Regions from separate parts of the Mus musculus genome. Here region 2 is linked to region 1. A link is a contact called in ENCODE Hi-C or POLR2A ChIA-PET data. All regions are on one chromosome and are shown on one strand. Each heading gives the region's core, a stretch centred on a gene start or an enhancer-like site at or near the end of the contact. The rest is flanking DNA. Distances are from core to core; before and after follow the strand shown.

The links. Hi-C counts contacts between places; a loop is a spot of excess contacts on that map. ChIA-PET counts read pairs that join two places held with the same protein, here RNA polymerase II (POLR2A).
Region 2: a loop to region 1 is called in a map of v-Abl transformed pro-B cells, with 2.7 times the contacts of the local background. The contact joins the enhancer-like site here to the promoter of Dclre1c in region 1. A Hi-C loop is called at or near these places in 1 of 37 maps with a recorded cell type or tissue (v-Abl transformed pro-B cells). POLR2A ChIA-PET finds 5 or more read pairs at or near these places in 1 of 5 experiments (embryonic stem cell).

What each region holds. Positions count from the first base shown.
Region 1 is chr2:3,421,631-3,427,715 of GRCm38, reverse strand. Dclre1c (DNA cross-link repair 1C) reads right to left here and starts at 3,585. Exons shown (of 14, transcript NM_146114.3): 1 at 3,390-3,585; 2 at 2,301-2,352. The coding sequence starts at 3,498. It also overlaps a transcript of Meig1 not described here.
Region 2 is chr2:3,654,311-3,660,395 of GRCm38, reverse strand. All of the region lies in intron 2 of LOC108168726, which reads right to left. Among named protein-coding and RNA genes, the nearest start is that of Fam107b, 56 kb to the left of the region's middle. Within about 2 kb of position 2,500, at least 1 of the 3 ENCODE cell types and tissues checked has a DNase peak (open chromatin) inside an H3K27ac peak, as active enhancers do.

The DNA of each region.
Region 1 (6,085 bases), core at 2,336-4,835:
GCATGCGCTAGCACACCCAGCAGCTGTAGGATTTCTTCACCACAGAGTTTCTCTGTATGGCACTCTATCCTAGAACGCGCCCTGTAGACTAGGCTGGTCTCAAACTACCTATATCTCTGCCTTCTGACTGTTGGGATTAAAGGCATGAGCCACTGCCATCCCAGCGAATTGCAAGAGTCTTAAAGCTTGCTTAGGGGAATTTGCCTGCCTCCTGACTCTCTTGGGGTTTAGCTTGTATGTTTGTTTATTTCAATGCTGACTCACTATGTCACCCTAACTTGGAACTTGCTATGTAGACCAGGCTGGCTCCTAATGCACAGAGATGTGTCAGTGCATCTTTCTCGTGAGGACTTTCACTGAAAGCACATTCCTCCATGTCTGTCCCAGGACGAACAGTTTTAAAACCTAAATTCTCTATTAACAAAACCAACCGTCCCAGGTTAAAGAAACCTTTCAGAGACAGACAAGCTCAAGAAACCGGCTATTCTAGGCCTTGTTGCTGTTATGTGTGTCTTCCCAGGTTACAGAATTATCTTCAGATAATTTCAGTCTTGCCTGATGCTAGGCAGGCAGAAACAAGAAATTCCCACTATGCACTGTCATAATTCCCCAGAGAAACTGGAGGCTGGGTATCATTTGAAAACACTCTGTTACAAGGTAATGTGTCACACAGCAATAGAGTGGATGCATAGGCTCAGACCTGGTTAAAACCCTGGTCTCGCCACACCCTGCTTCTGTGACACTGGGCAACTAATTTAACCTGCCTGGCTTCTTTGTTTCCTCATCTGTAAATTAGAAGTAATAAGAACAGGTATTTTAAAAGTTACCAAGCAGTTCTAATGAGGACACCAGCTCCAAGTAGACAGCAGTAGAATTCTCGTAGGATCATTCTATCTAGGGTAAACATTAGAATGAAATAGTTGTTTTTTCCTATACCCAGGGTGGGCATCAGAATGAAGACTTGTTTCCTAGAAGTACTTTGACCTAGAAGAAATCACTGTAGAAAACAGTGATTGTTTTCTGTTATCTATAGTTATTATTCTGAAGGAAGTTTCCATCCTTTGCATGCCTGGAGTGTCTTGCATTATTGAATACTGCAAATAGTGCACCCTAAGGGTAAAAGCCGAAGGGCAGGATGATCTCCTTCACAAAACATCTACATTAGATTAGGGGCTTTGGTTGGAGGAACTTTTGTGTAGTAATCCGTAACGTGCTTCCGGTGAGGTTGTTTGACGTTCTGTTCATCAAGGCTGCTCCTCCCTGTTGTATCAGAGCCTGATTACACTCTGGAGTGACCCTCTTTGACTGACCCTTGACTCAAAACTCTGTCCGACAGTGAACTACTACATTCTCAACCTCTATCATGTCTGGCCCATCGCAGCAGCCATCGCTCACCACTGAGCCACCTCTCCGGCCTAGCATTCTTGCTAGCAGAACCACCATTTACACACATAAACATACTCTTACAAAAACAAAGGTACAGCCGGGTGTGGTGGTGCACGCCTTTAATCTCAGCACTCGGGAGGCAGAGGCAGGTGGATTTCTGAGTTCGAGGCCAGCCTGGTCTACAAAGTGAGCTCCAGGACAGCCAGGGCTATACAGAGAAACCCTGTCTCAAAAAACCAAACCAAACCAAACCAAACCAAACCAAACAAACAAACAAAAAAAACAAAGGTACATCAGCTAGCAACACAGACGGATCACAGAAATACAATAGTAAGAGCTAGACAGGGCTGGAGAAATAGCTCAAGTAGTTAAGATGGCTGCTCTTCCAGAAGGCCAAGGTTTAATTCCTAGCACTCATAGGACAGCTACACACAGGTAAACAAGCATACATGTAAAATAAAAAAATAAATAAACCTTTGAAAAATATTGAAGATGTCTTAATCTATCCAGTATATGATCCTGTTTATTTATTTTCATTTGTTTAAGACAAGTTCTCACTATGTAACTCAAGCTGGCCTTGAACTCACAAATCCTCCTGATTCCTCCATGTTGTGATTAGACCACCATATTAAGCCACCTGTTTATATTAAAATTCAAGAATATCCAAAGTTAGCTCATTGTGACAAAAACTCAAAATAGGAAATACTTCTTGGAGAAGAAGCAGGTAAGACTAGACAGGGGTCTGGGACATGGTAGTGTTCAACTTCTTATCTGTGTGGAAGCCACATAATGTTTATATAAGCTCATAAAGTTTATACAGGCTACCCTGCTAGGGTGTATGTCCTGTTCTGCCTAGGTGTTATCTCTCAGTTAAGATATCTACTTAAATACAAATAAGTAACAAAGCCAATTACCTGCATTCCAGCCTTCTTTTCAAGGAAGGAGCCCTTAATCCTTTCATGTGATCTACAAGGAAAAGAATTAGAAATCATAACCATGTTTTGTTTGATTTGGTTTTTTAGAGGATTTCTCTTCCCTGCAACAGCTGGGTTGTCTTTGTAAGCTTCCTACTGTGAGAAACTACCTAAGGCTCACCATTCTGAGCAAATAGATTCCCACAGGCCTTTGGCTCTTCTGCACATGACGAACCTTTCAGAGTAGGGAACAGGAACCACTAAAAAGGGTTAGACCCTGAGCTGATGAAAGCTATTCAAGTCCCACCTGGGTCAGGGGACATACGCAGGAAGATCAAGTGCGAGTATGAGAACCTGGGTGGGCTGATATGACTCCACCTAGGATACGTGAAGCTCTGCCCCACAACCTAAAATAAGTAAATAATAAAGAAGAAAAATGGGGGACACTTGGCCAAGCTTATCGACTGGTTGTACACACACACACACACACACACACACACCCAAGAGTATAGTGTGAGAAACATTTGTGTGTGTGTGGGGGGGGGGGGGTTAAAGGGAGCGAGGGAGGGAGGGAGAGGGAGGAGGAGAGACAGAGAGACAGAGATAGATGTACAGATCGATCTTGGGCTCTTGCCAAATATCTCCGGGATGTAGAACTTCTGAAACACGTGCCTGTGTGAGAGAGGGGCATTTCGCTCTTACCTAATGTCTTTGGGTGTAGACGTTCTGAAACGTGTTTTCCTTACTCGAGATAAACGAGAATTAGGGAAGTTTGGGCATGAGCTAATTAATTAAGCCTTACCAAACATACCCTCCGCTGGGACAGCAACCAGCACTTCTAACAGCTCTGCCTTACCACAGCGTCCAGGTCTGATTGCAACCGGAGCTGGGGTTAGGAGCTGGGGTTACAGAGGTGGTACAGACCAGGAGCTCAATAAAGCCAGAGGTTAAGCGCCAACTGGCATTAGGAGTGCTTCCCAGTGCCTCGCGGAGTCCCAGCCTGTCCTCCCCTCACCAGGTGCCGACCTCTGCCATTGCCTCTTCAGACCATAGCGCCCCTGAAATAGGTAACGAGAGGAGCTCACTCACCCTTGTGACAGTGCGAAAGGAAGTAGGCACGGGCTTTCAGGTTCTCCCTGTCGAAGCGGTCAATGGAGATGGTTGGATACTCCGCCATCTGTCCCTGGAAGGAGCTCATCGCACCCGGGAACACTAGACCCAAAGCCCACCTCGGAAACAGAAGCACACACTGACCCTGGGCGCCACTTCCGGGAACCTGCGCACCGCCTACCCATAGGCCGGCAGAGCTCAGCCACATCCAATCAAAGGACCCTTGAGGTAGGGGCGGAGCCAATGGGCATCCAATCCTGATCCAGCCTCCCAAGTCCCTTGGTTTAAATAACTGCACCAGCTGGGCACGGAGAAACAGCTGTGCGTAGTTTGTGGGTAGCACTGGCTGGTCATGGAAAGTCACGTTCCTGCCAGAAAGCAAGAAAAGACACCGAAGTGTTTGTTGCGCAATGCAGATCTGCCCGCATCTGTGGAGGAACCAAGGCAGGAAACGAAACACAACTGAGAATGGAGGCCAGAGAGCTTCCCTTTTCTTAACCATATTGCCTTGCATTTCCTCAGATCTAGTGAAGATCGAGTTCTTTTCACTTTTTTAAAAATCTTATCCCAATTTGTATTTTATAGGGTAACCACGAGGATTGGATGAGTCATTGCCTCTGACTCTTGGTTAGTAGATTCCATTGGTAGTTGCTCCCTCTTCTGTATTATATAAGCTAACTATATTTTGAAGGCTACAATTCAGACATAGATTCTTAGAGCAGGGGTGGGGGGAGTAAAGATTCCATTGATCTGCTGGCCTCCAGTAATCATTTAAGTTGTACTTTGAGGAAGTCAGAAGGATATATAAAGAGACAGAGGGAGAGGATGGGGGGCAGGGTGGGAAAGTGTGTAGTAATCATACTAAGATCCACCAAAGACTTTGTCAGTGGCATTTATTTTCTCCTTCCTAGCAAGTTCTCCTCAGATACTCAGCACTGTTGATCAACTGGAACCTCCAAACCCTGCTATGCAGAACACTTTGGCAAGCCTTGTGGAGGTAAACAGGAAAACTGAAAAGAAGCAGTGTCTGCAAAAACTGAGCGACTGGTTTTAGTACTGTGGGGAGATTAGAATGTTGCAGATCCAGAAGCGAATTATCGTATCTTGAGCTAGTTCTAGCCCTTGGGAATAGCCATCCCTTGTTTATCTCTGTTGGAATTAACATCTTGTGAGTAACAGATGAAAACCTTTTGGAATCTCCTAGTTTAGCAGACCACTATTTTCACCTAACCCAAAAATTAAGAACGTCATCAGATAGCATCTCGGGCCTATAGAAAAGCTTTCTCATCTTTGCTCTCCGATGTACACTAAATATGACCTGACTTAAGACTTTCTTCTATAAAACTGTGAAACTCTTTCCTTGTTGGAACATGGAATTTAGGATGACCCAAATCTCTGTTCCAGCCCCAAGGTTATTAAAAATGGCCCCAGAATAAACTCTCTTTTTCCCTTTAAGATGAGGTTTCTCGATCCACAGTGGTTACATGGCTAACTCTGATGTGCCATCCGAGTTCAGCACATTTGAAAAGCCACAAAAATGAAGAATATGACAAGAATATTTTCACAGAGGCAGAAGTGATCATGGGATGATGCCAGGAGTAAGCTCTGAGCAGAGGGGTCGGAATGCCAGGGTCAGAGAACATCTGGTTACTCTTGCAGTCATAATACCTGGTTCTATTCACATTCAGATATTCATAAGGAGGAAGCAGGGAAGTAGAGGGAAGTGTTCTGGATATACACACCAACTTATACATTCCACACAGTAGTACCGGTAAAGCCTTGGTTTTGTATAAGATGGTCTTTCCTAGACTACCGGAGGACAATTGCTGTGGATGGGTTGTCTCTACAGGACAATACATTCTGCACTGAGTCTGGTCGTCGACAGAATTTCTCAGAAGTTGGAGCTCCTTGAGAGGCAAGGCAAACTAAAATTCACTCTTACTTACTTGTTCGTTGCTTTTCTCGTTACGACGTACACAGTAGGAAACAGTTGTGAGAATCAAGTTGTCACTGTAAGCAACATGCATGCTTATATTCTTATGACTGAACTTTTTCCGTTCGAGACCCCTTTCCTTTGAGAAGTTTTACACAACACTGGACACATAAGTATATAAAACAGGCATGCAAATAAAAAGTTTGCTGGTAATAAGTCCTAAAGAGATCTATTTGAAAACAAGTCTTTGGTATACATATATTTAAAAACCAAATCAGTCTACTAATGGATGGGCAGGTCTGTTTCTTTTTACAGAAAGAATTAAATCTTGACAATATCTGGTGCTTCAGGATGCAGAATAACTTTAGCATTTTGTTTAGAGTCAATTGATACTAATTTTATAATCATCTGTGCAGAGACTATGGCCTTGCACAAATGAGACAACAAACAAAATGGCAGATGGATATTTACAACCATTTCAGAAATTGTTGAAAATTCTGTTCTATTTCCAAGTAAATTTGATTTTTTTTTTTGAGGTAGGGTTTCTCTATGTAGCCCTGGCTATCCTGGGCCTTGCTCTGCAGACCAGGTTGACCTCAGACTCTGAGATCTGCCTGCCTCTGCCTCCCGAGTACTGGACTCAAAAGCATGCACTACCATGCCCAGCAATTTTTTCTTTTTTATAAAGCTCAAATCAGCATCTAAAAGGATAATTTTGGAAATTGAACATTTCAACACAATA
Region 2 (6,085 bases), core at 1,251-3,750, 230 kb before region 1:
CACTAGAGAAATGGTTCTTCTTTGTCTAAGGCAACCAGTGTAGAAGACACTAAGCAGTAATAATAATAATAATAATAATAATATGATAATAATAAACAATAATAATAATAAACAATTCTCTTCTATTTCCTATCTATATTTGACAATGCAGGATCAATAGTAAATTCAAGAAATGTTTCCTTATGAATTAGGTCAGAGTTCATGGCCTTCTGCCACATTTCACTTCCTTGAGACTGATTCCTCTTCCCACCTTTTCAGGAAGAGAGTGAAATCCAACCTCTAGTGTGTGAAACAAAGGCGAGTGGTTTGATATGTAGGCTAGAAGGTTAGATGATCAATTTTTTTCCCTTCACTCATTTGTTTGTTGAGATGCTGAGAGTTCAATGCAGAACCCAGAGCCTAGGCAAGCTCTCTACCACTGAACTACACCCCCAAGCCCTTGTTAAGACTCATAACTGCACTCAGGAAACCAGTCTTTGTTCGAAGTCATCTGAGATCCATGATAATTTTGTTTGTTGTTTGTTTTTCCTAGTAAAAGGCCTCAGAAACTGCCCTAGGTTTAAGCACATGGAAAGACAGTAAACTAGAGATAAAGGAAACATTTGGTTTCCTGGAGGCAGGATCCGAGTCTGACTCAGCTCTGACATCCTATGGAGCACCCTGAGTAACTTCTTGTTTACAGAATCCCCAAATGAGCAAAAGTCTTTACATCACTCTAATTGACTCAGTCCCTGGTTCATGATTCAGTGAGTTCTTACACATTCCAGGCATTGTGTGGGAAGCGGAAGGAAAACAACAAACAGAAGATAAAGCGTTTGGTTTCTGGCTCACCCACCTGAACTAATAGTTTAAGAGACTAGACAAACATCCCTACCTCATCCAGATACCTACTAAGCACCTGCTATGACCCAGGTTTCATTCAGGATGTTTGGCATGTTTTAGCACTCCGCCCAACCTGGCAATAGCCACGTACAAGCCTGGCTCACTGTATTAAAGGATTGTTCTGGTCTCTCTCCTCTCTCCTTTCCTCCCTCCCCTCTCTTTCTCCCCCTCCCCCTCCCCTCCCCTCCCCCTCTCCTCTCTCCTCTCTTACTCTCTCTCTCTCCTTCTCCCTTCCTCCCCCTCCCTCTCTTTCTCCCTCTCCCCTTGCTTGTAACAAATGAAGGTGGCATAGAGAAGCCCAGGGAGAACACAGTGCTGGTGTGCAGTGACGTCACAATCCATGCAAACCTAAGAGTCTTATGGATGAAGGAGTGGGGAGCAGGCAGATTTCCCTAGAAACTCACCACTAATCCCAGTAAAACCTCTTGTAAAAGGTTCGCCTAACCCTCCCTCCTAGTCCTGGGGATTAAAGCGGGAGCCTTGCACACCCAAGAGCACTAGCTAAGCAGCTGGGCTGCTACTAAGCTATAACCTCCTCCCCCCCTTTAACTCTATTTAAAACTCGGCTCTCCAGCCTCACTAAGTTGCCCAGCTGCCCTTGAACTCACCCTGTAGCCTATGTAGCTTTTGACTATGAGTTCCTATTTCCTCAGCCTCCCAAATAGCTGGAGTCACCTCTGCCACTTTACCTGTCTTTCCCCTCACCTTGGTGTGTGAGTAATTATCTACTCTCTGGCCAGAGCCTGGGGAGACTCTGGGTGGGCGACACATGAATCATTTGTGCCATCAAAGGGCATGTGTGTTTCAGATAGCTTATTTTAGTGGAGGGCTCACTTTAGACTGTTCTACAAGGAACGCAGAAAAGCTCCGCTGGGGAGGCGGCTCCATGGGCATGAGGAGAGACTCAGTAGGTAAAGTGTTGGCTACACATATGTAAAGGACAAGAGGTCAGGCCCAGAGCATACATGTAAACAGAAAGCCTAGCCTGGTGGCCTACTTATGTACTAGGGAGGCAGAGACAAGGGAACCATGGAGCCAGCTGTCTAGCTAGACCAGGCAAGCTCTGGTGGCTTCAATCAAAAGCCCCTGCCTCACTGTGTAAGTAGGAGAGTCACTGAGGAAGGCACTCCCTGCCATCCTCCAGACTCCACATATACCACACACGCATGTAAATATACATGCACACACACACACACAGAGGGAGGAGAGGGGGAGGGGAGGCGGAGGCGGAGGCAGAGGCAGAGGGGGAGGTAGGAGGGGGAAATGGGAGGGGAATAGAGGGAGGGAAGAGGAGGCAAAAAGAGAACCTGACATTTTATTTGTGTGAACAAACATGCCTTGCTATCTTTACCCAGGCAGAAGGCCTGACTCTAACCGCTGCCCAGATGGCCCTCCCCCAGGGCTAGCTTCATGTATGGAAAAACCAGGTTCTGCTCGCCAAGCCTTGGTCTCACTTCCTCCCAGGCTACAAACACCACAGAGCTTTGTCTCCTTGTGCTCACTGTGACCATTTTCGGTTGGAGAATTTTAACCGTTTGAGGTTTGTTACTTCACACTTAAGTAACCTACAAACCACAGGAAGTGAAAACTTGCCTAAACTGTGTCACCCTGCCAATTCTGAAAATTTGCTGGATCCCAATCAGCCCCAGGGGACCCTTGGCAAAAAGAGGGTGTACTCGCTAAACTCCACAGTTGCTTGGTAGCTCTAAGTTACACGGCTGACCCTGGGAATCTTTGCAACACTGACCAGAAGTAGTTGAGATCTGGATACAAGTTTAATTCGATAAGTAAAATTCCCTCTCTGCCTCTGTCTCTGTCTCTCTCCTATTTCTCACCCCCACCCCCACCCCCAGACCTCTACCCCACTATGCCCCCGGGTACTGGGAAAGAGGGGTGACGAATGACTCACTGGTTTAGAACACTTATTACTCATGGCCCTGGGATCAGTTCCCAGCCCCCACACGACTACTCACAAACACCTGTAACCCCATTTCAAAAGGATCTAACACCTTCTGACCTCTTCAGGGTCTAACACACAGGGAGTGCACGTATATGCATGCAGGCACACACATATGCACATAAAACAAATACATACATAAACCCAAAGAGTTGCTTTCTAAAATAAAATGTAAGATGAGCATAGAGGACTCAGAGGAAGGAACACGTTCCATGGACAGGCTAATAGGAAAGGAACCTACCCTGGGGAAAGTGTTCATTCTATGGGTGAACTTGACCAGGCCCAAGGCGCACAGGCTAATTTTAGGTATTTATGTCAGGATGTTTCCAGAAGGTGAGTATTAGGAAGGAGGGCTCTCAGTAAAGCCGTCTACCTGTGAAGTGGGAAAAATCATCTATGCTATAGAGAGTCGGAATGAAGCCAGAGGAGAAGCTTGTTTGCTCGGGTTGGGTGTTGAGATTTGAATATGGCTTACACGGGTACTTGTCTTAAACACTTGGTCCCCAGCTGGCGGTGATATTTGGGGAAGTTATGAAAACTTTAGACGGTAGGGATGGGTTGGAGGAAGTGAGGCACAGTCTGTAGAAAGGATTACATCTTAGTCAATGCTTCTCTCCTCCTTCTGCTCTTCCTCCTTCTCCTTCTTTGCTCCTATTCCTCCCCCTCTTCTCTCCTATTCATCCTCCTCCCCCTTCCTCCCTCCTTCCTCCTTTTCCTCCTTTTCCTCCTCTTCCTCCTTCTCTTCTTCTTCACCCTGACAGAAGGTCCTCTGCCACATAATTCTACCAGGATGAGGTTCTGCTCGAGTGTGTGGGGCCAATCAGTCACAAACCAGACCCTCTGAAACCCAGCCAGAGGCAACAGTTCTTCCATGAACATTTTTAGATGAGGTGTTTCGACATCGAGGCGAGAAGAACTGAGGCAGTGTGAAAACTCTTCCATTGACCTTGGGTTACGATTTGACACCAGTGGCTCCTTTGGTCTCAGGCCTTCAGACTTAGAGTTATACTACCAGCTTTCCTGGGGCTGAAGTTCACAGTGACAGAGCGCAGGCTATATTAGCCAGTCCCTCGTCAAACATCTCTTAATCTATAGCCTAGTGGCTCTGTTTCTCCACCCTGATTATTATAGTCAGAGAGGGCCTCGAGCATAGAAGTTTCTGAGAAGTGGGGTTGTTCTCAGAAAACAAGACATATGCAGGTTTGTCCCTGTTTTCGGCTGTTTCCAGTTATGGGCTTACCAGGCTGCCAAGCTTCAGGATGCACCTTTGTGCTGACAAATGGTTCTGTTTGGCATTGGGCCCCCTTCTTGTCACTATTAGTAAGGTAGCTCTGTCCTGCTGTCTATTAAACAACACAGTCTTGACTACAGCACAGAAGAGCATAAGTGTGGAGTATTTCCACTCACAAAGCCTCCACTGACATGCTGTGATTATTCACAAAACCAGAGTCTCAGTCTTTCTCTTCCCAGTGCATTTGTAAGCCCGATCTTACATCCTTCCCTTTATTTTCACACTGAGTACTCTGTCTAATAGATGTGATGCATCTTTGAAATTTCACCTTCCCACGGAGAATCTGACTTCATTTTTCCCTTCTTTTTAAAAGTTATGTGCATGCAAGCATGTGAGGGGCGTATTTGTGTGAAGTGAGTGTGCTTGCCCATGTTGTGAGGGATTGGGGGGGGGCAGTGCAAGCTAGAGGTTGACATCAGTAGGTCTGCATTGACAACTTGTCTACTTCATTTTTTTGAGATGGAGTCTTGCAGAGAACTTAGAACTGGCCATTTCAGCTGGGCTGGATGACCAACCAGCCCATGAGATATGCTTGGCTCAGCTTCCAACTGACACTTGCTGGCATGCTGGCCGTTGGTGTAGGTGTGGGCATTCAAACTCAGGTCCTCAAGCTTGCACAGCAAACACTTTGCTCACTGAGCTCAATCTCCCTTGGCTCTGGCTTCATCTTTGAACCGATGCAGTCTGCAGTGGTTTGAATGGCTTTGACTCCCACAGACTCTTGTGTCCGTGTCCGTGTCCGTGTCCGTGTCCGTGTGTGTGTGTGTGTGTGTGTATGTGTATGTGTGTGTGTGGTACTTGGCCCACGGGGAGTGGCAGTATTAGGAGGTGTGGCCTTGTTGAAGTAGGTGTGGCCTTGTTGGAGAAAGTGCGTCACTGTGGGAGCAGGCTTTGAGTCCTCATATGTTTGTGCTACTTGCCCTACTGTGGCACATGGTCCCCTTCTGCAGCCTGCAGATGAAGATGTAAAACCCTCGGCTCCTCAAGCTCCATGTCTGCATCAATGTTGCCATACTTCCTGCCATGGTGACAATGGAATATTCCTCTGAAACTCTAAGCAGAGCCCCAGTTAAATGTTTTCTTTTGTAAGAGTTTTCATGGTCATGGTGTTCCTTCATAGCGATGAAACCCTAACTAAGACACAGTCCACTGCTCTCAGGAAGCACACAGCCTAATGGAGCCTTTGGTGTGTTTGTCCGTGAATTTTGGTATTCCTGTGCTGGGGTAAAGAAAGGTATGGCCACGTGACAGAATTACCTCCAACAGTGTCTCCCCTACTCACCCTCCATTCCACCCACCCTTCTTTGCCTATGTGCTGATATTAAAAATAGCTTCCATAGGTTTTCATTCTCTGGGTAATTTTGAAATTTAAAATCCCACTGTAGTAATGGCTGTGTGCCTGACAGCCCACCCTTTGCTGTTCAAAAAGCTAGGAGCCAAACACTGAGGAGGAGGAGGTGATATGTGGTTGTGCTTCAGAAATAAGGCACCAGCAAAAGACTCTGTTCCAGGCAAGCTTGGTGAACCAGTGAGTTTAGTTGGAATTGCTTACAGAAGCAGGGGAATGGGGATTCACAAAAGCATGGTCAGCATATGGGCAATGATAGGAAACCTAAGTAAGAGTCTACCCACCTTGCTAAGTGTTGTGGAGGGGCATCATGTGCCCTCCATCCTTCAACAAGGGGATGTATTTATTTATTAATTTTTAAGCCAGCCTATGTGTTTCATTGCGGCATCTCCATACACGTGGCTCATTATGCTTTGTTCTCTTTGTTCTCCTTTGTCCCTGCCCTCTGTTGCCTTTCGCCTTAGGCTCTCTGCCTTTCTCTGGCTTGTTTCTTTCTTCTCGAAGACACTCTCCGCTTCCAGGTTAACATGGCATGGACTCAATTACCCTCTCTTTCCCTTTCTTCCTTAAGAGTTTCTCCTCTCGTGGTCTCCTTTCTACTCTGAGG